Regions from separate parts of the Homo sapiens genome. Here region 1 is linked to region 2. The links are chromatin loops, found by intact Hi-C in ENCODE. Cell type or tissue: mammary epithelial cell. All regions are shown on one strand. Links, peaks and the distances in the headings refer to the core of each region. The heading gives the core; the rest is flanking DNA.

The links. A loop is a pair of places that touch in the nucleus more often than their neighbours do. Peaks named below come from ENCODE experiments on the same cell type or tissue, not always from the same donor. Only the 100,000 strongest peaks of a DNase experiment are listed, where the experiment ranks them.
Region 1: it touches region 2 in a loop (4-fold over the local background); 2 of 110 quality-filtered maps call a loop at or near these places.

What each region holds. Positions count from the first base shown.
Region 1 is chr1:62,354,907-62,357,826 of GRCh38, forward strand. No RefSeq gene overlaps it. Among named protein-coding and RNA genes, the nearest start is that of KANK4, 37 kb to the left of the region's middle. In mammary epithelial cell, for the core only: no CTCF peak of the experiment used is centred there; a DNase peak (open chromatin) is centred at 1,715.
Region 2 is chr1:62,293,099-62,296,018 of GRCh38, forward strand. The region is part of intron 1 of KANK4 (KN motif and ankyrin repeat domains 4); the gene reads right to left. Among named protein-coding and RNA genes, the nearest start is that of KANK4, 25 kb to the right of the region's middle. In mammary epithelial cell, for the core only: a CTCF peak has its summit at 1,284 (motif pointing right); no DNase peak of the experiment used is centred there.

The sequences.
Region 1 (2,920 bases), core at 219-2,718, 62 kb after region 2:
TTTTTTTTGAGACGGAGTTTCACTCTTGTTTCCCAGGCTGGAGTGCAATGGCGTGATCTTGGCTCACTGCAACCTCTGCCTCCCAGGGTCAAGCGATTCTCCTGCCTCAACCTCCTGAGTAACTGGGATTACAGGCATGTGCCACCACGCCCGGCTAATTTTACACTTTTAGTAGAGACGGGGCTTCTCCATGTTGGTCAGACTGGTCTCAAACTCACGACTTCAGGTGATCCTCCCGCCTCGGCCTCCCAAAGTGCTGGGATTATAGACGTGGAGTCACCGCGCCCGGCCCAGACAGCTCTTTTACATGAATTTGGTTGAGTAAGTGAATGAGCAATCCAGAGAGCAGATGAGGACAGAATGAGAAGTGGCTGGACACTGGAGCTGGCCAGCTTCCAGGGACATAGAAGTATGCCCCCGAGGTGGACTGATGAGCCAGTGCTGGATCCTAATCTTATGACTTGTGTGACTGGGGCCAGGTGATGTTGCAGGAACAGTGCTGAAACCTCATGTTTTACTGTATTAGTCCATTCTCACATTGCTATAAATAAATACCTGAGACTGGGTAATTCATAAGAAAAGAGGATTAATTGGCTGACAGTTCTTCAGGCTGTACAGGAGGCATAGCAGCATCTGCTATTGGGGAGGCCTCAAGAAGCTTCCAATAACGGGGGAAGGTAAAGGGGTAGCAGGCATATCACATGGTGAAAGCAAGAGCAAGACAGAGCCACAGGGAAGGTGCTATCAGATCTCACAAGAACTCACTCACTATCACAAGGACCACACCCAGGGGATGGTACTAAAACATTCATGTGAAACCTGCCCCCATTATCCAATCACCTCTCACCAGGCCCCACCTCCAACATCAGGGATTACATTTCGATATGAGATTTGGGCGGGGACACATATCCAAACTATATCACTTAGATAGAGTTGTTGTGAGAGTTAAATGAGATCAACATCATGACCATCAAACATTTCTGATGACTTACTATGTGCCTGGCATTGAGCTAATTACTCACATAGTTTAATCCTCACAAAAATCCTATGAGACGATTGCCATTATTATCCCCGTTTTACAAATATAGGAAATAAGGGCCAGGCGAAGTGGCTCACGCCTGTAATCCCAGCACTTTGGGAGGCCGAGGCAGGGAGATCATCTGAGGTCAGGAGTTTGAGACCAGCCTGGCCAACATGGCAAAACCTCGTCTTTACTAAAAATACAAAAAGTAGCCGGGTATGGTACTGGTGTGCCTGTAATCCCAGCTACTTGGGAGGCTGAGATAGGTGAATCACTTGAACCCAGGAGGTGGAGGTTGCAGTGAGCTGAGATAGCACCACTGCATTCCAGCCTGGGTGACAGAGCAAGACTCTGTCTCAAAAAATATATATATAAATAAATAAATAAATAAATAAATAAATAGGAAATAAGGCACAGAGAAGTTTACTGATTTGTCTAAGATCACACAGTAAGAAAGTAGCTAACCAGGATTGAAACCTAGGCTCTCTAACTCCAGAGTTTAGTTTCTATGTGAAATAACTCACTTAGCCCAGGGTGAAACACACATAGAGCATCAGTCAGGGTAGGCCAGGTAATGCTGCAGCAACAAACAATGCTGAATCTCAGTAGCATTCCACACAGAGGTTTATTCCTCACTTATGCCAGATGTCTGGTGCAGGGTGGCAAGTATGGCTCATGAGAGTGACTCATAGACACAGGGGAGGGAGGCTTCAGCTTGAGTGCTTCTGCAATCACTGAAACAGGAGAAGGGCAGGGGAATTCTTTCCATCCAATATGACACATATCACTTCTGCTTTTCTTTCATTTGCCAAAGCTAAGGCAGTGGGGAGGTCAAATTTGACTTTATGTCCTGAAGGCGAGAACCAAAATATTCATTAACAGCCCTAATGATTGCATTTATGCACCCATTGAGTATTGACTGAATTGAAGTCGAATGACTAGTTCAGAGAGAGATGGAGAGAACTCTGTCTCAGCCAGCTGGATTTATAGAGTTTTTGAGAGTTCACAAACATAAGCACTATCAATCCTGCCCTGAAGGCCGCCGGAGGACCACTGCTTCACCATTTCTGTGTGTCAGGCATTTCTCTGAGAGGTCTGCATGTTGCCAAGACACCATAAAGAATTCTGATTACAGGTCAAAGCATCCCAGGAAAATATAATTATTATCTTCCAACCACTGTCATTTATCCGTTCGCCCCATCCCAGACCACCCTTTTGTGATGGCTTTTTCCTTTTGCCCTTTTTATGATTTCTCTTGTCATATTCTTTTATAAACTCACATGAGGCACACACAGAAATATGGCAAACTTGTACACTACAAAATTTTTTTTCTTTCTTTTTTTGAGACAGGGTCTCGCTCTGTCACCCAGGCTGGAGTGCAGTGACATGACCGTGGATCACTGCAGCCTCAAACTCCCAGACCTGAGCAATCCTCCCACCTCAGCCTCCCAAGGTGCTGGGATTATGATTGTGAGCTGCTGCCCCCAGCCAGGAAATTTTCTAAACCATCTGTAAGTGTACATTTCAGTGGCAGTAATTACATTCACAATGCTGTGCAGGCCTCACCACTGTCTATTCCCAAAACATTTTTATCACCCCATATAAAAACCCTGTACCCATTAGGCAATAACTCCTGATTAAGGTAGAAATTTTTATACTCACTTTAAAGATAAGGATATTTAGGATTAAGAACTTTGCCCAGCATTACACAGGAAATAAGTGACAGAGACAGGATTTCTGACTTTGAAGCCAGTGGTCCTCTTGCAGCAGTCAAAGCCTCTCTAGAAGATCCCTATCTGATCACTCATAGAAGGGCAGTGCGGACCATCTATTCGAGGTGGAGTGCGGTTCCTAAACTTGGGAGTGCCCCTTCAGTGGTCTGAGGAATAGACAGTCCTT
Region 2 (2,920 bases), core at 220-2,719:
TGTGTGTGAGACAGAGTGTCACTCTGTTGCCCAGGCTGGAGTACAATGGCACAATCTCGGCTCACTGCAACCTCTGCCTCCCAAGTTCAAGTGATTCTCCTGCCTCAGCCTCCTGAGTAGCTGGGATTACAGGCATGCACCACCACACCCCGCTAATTTTTTTTTTTTGTATTTTTAGTAGAGATGGGGTTTTGGCATGTTGGCCAGGCTGGTCTCGAACTCCTGATCTCAGATGATCTACCGGCCTCGGCTTCCCAAAGTGCTGGGATTACAGGTGTGAGCCACCATGCCCGGCCTCAATTCTTGAAATCTATAATTCTCAAAGCAGAGTCCCTGGCCCAGTGATAGAAACTAAGGGTTTCTAAAAGAATAAAAAATGCATCTCAAATATGTGTATTCTCTTCAATTCTTACAAGCAAGTGTATTACATGGGAATTCATTTTTATAAGGAACTAGGAACATAATATGTGAGTTATTGAGGGTTAATAAGCCTTGGCATTAATAAACAAAAATTAGTGTGTTAGAAGAGTTTACTGAGAATATTCATTTTCTATTCTGTAAAGAAAGGTGACCACCATCCATCACTAAACAATACAGCGAAACTCCTGTGTATGCACCCAGCCTAAGAGGTGGAATTCCAATTCTCAGGAAGGGCGTTTTGGTATTAGTGCAGAAGACATTTGTTGTGTGCTTTTCTTCAGCTACCCAGCACTTTTGTGAACACCCTTCCTATACTTGGTTATTTCCTTCTCAGAAGACCCACCTCCCCAAGATTGAAACTGGAATTTACAGCAAGTGACTATGGGGAGATGGTGGCGTGATGTTCAGCTACTTCATATCCCTTAATAAATTCCTCTTCTATTATAAATAGATAGGCCTGCTAGAGCAGGTTCTGGTGTTCGCAACCGTGACCCTTAATGGCTACAACGCAGCATCGGCAATCTCTTGGTTTTAAACTGCTTCTACTCTATTAATTTACATTACTTATAAAATTACTTTTAGGAGTTTCTGTTGATTGTTGTCCTGAGTATTTGCTGCATTACTTTGATTAGTTTTCTCTTCTCCTTTAATCCTTTGTTACTACCAAATTCTCTCCCACTGCAAAGTAGGAGCGAGTGGACTCAGTGGGCCACAAAGTCTTTTGCTCCCCTGAACTGGGCTACAGTCCAGAGGGCTTGGAAACCACAATTTGGAGTAAATGTTTCCTAGGAATTCAGCTCCACTTCCTCCCTCCTGGGTCACTTCAGCGAAAGCCTCTCAAGGGTAGGCACAAATACTCCACAGGGGGGCACCCCTGCACCCACCCTCTTTGGGCAGCTCCCATCCGAGCAGCATCATCCCTGGTCCAGAATTCAGCAGATGCCTCTGCAGGCATCAGCTGGGTGCCACAGCTCGAGTTGCAGGTGCAGACAGTTTAGAGCTTGCGTGGGCTGTTGCATCTGCCTTCTGGGTTGGGAGGAAGGTTTTTGTTGGCTCAAATATGCACAGGCTGCACATTCAGGAAAATCAGTTTAAACCAAACTGAGGCTAAGTGATCCCCAGAACCTGGGTGGAGAAAGCGATGTTTCCAGATTTTTCAGGCGGGAAAGCTGTTATTATTTCACAATGCCCCACCTAACCCTCTGGCAAGTTCAGTCTGACAAGAAGCGGACATGTGTGATGTGGGTCCAGCAAAGATGGTGACCACCCAGCCTCGGCAGCATGCCAGCCAGAGGAAGGGCAGGTATCATCAGAGATGAATCAAAGAGACTTCAGGAGAGATGAAGTGCACCAGGAACTTCTCTGAACTTCAACTTTCCCTTGAAAGAGATGGGATTCCTTCAGTGTTCCATCCGGTAATACAAAGGAAGGTTATATATTGTTGTGGCCTGGGTTTTGTTTTGCTTTAATGTGGGCAAAGTTACTAAGAAAAGGCATTGCCAAAATTGACAATATCACCCAGGTTTATATCACCCCACGGAGCAGCTCAAAGGTGTCACAGAATGGTGGGGCATTTGGAGCATAGCATAGGCAGACTTTTATTAGTGACTCTGCTCACATCTTTTCTTTTTTTTTTTTGAGATGGAATTTTGCTCTGTCGCCCAGGCGGGAGTGCAGTGGCGCCATCTTGGCTCACTGCAACCTTCACCTCCCGGGTTCAAGCGATTCTCCTGCCTCAGCCTCCCAAGTAGCTACAGGGACTATAGGCGCCCGCCACAAAGCCCGGCTAATTTTTTTGTATTTTTAGTAGAGACAGGGTTTCGCCATGTTGCCCAGGCTGGTCTCAGGCAATCCTGGCTGGTCTCCTGAGCTCAGGCAATCCACCCGCCTTGGCCTCCCACAGTGCTGGGATTACAGGGGTGAGCCACTGCACCTGGCCTTGCTCACATCTTTTCTTCCAGCCAGGTTATGGGCTCTTTCAAATCAAGGTTCCCCTTTTGTGCTCCTGGGTATCCTTTATGTTCAATCAGTCCACTGATTATCTACTGTTGGGAGGAGAGAAATATAAAACAGGGTCTTGGACGACATTTGCACCCATAAAGGGGCAACTGAGGCTCAATGACCTGCCCACCTCATACAGCAGGGCCAAGGTCAGAGTCTGCTTTTGAGACTCCTAACCCAGTGCTTTCCTTTACAAATCTCATGTACTGGTCCTCAGTGTGATATTGGAGGACATGGAATTGATGGTTTCTTTAAAAAGAATGTGGCCAGCGTCCCCAGTTTAAATGTGGAATAATGGAGTTTTTATTGTGGTAAAGTGTGCCAGAGAACTGCTCATACTTCTGTTGGTGATCTTTGCTTGCAGCCTCTGGCTGCAGGGAAAGTATAACGCATAACAATAAAAATAGTTGCCAACATCAATTAAGTATTGACTCTGTCCTGGGTAAGTCCTTTACCCATCCTTACTCAGTGCCTAGGACAACCTGGGCACGACTCCTCT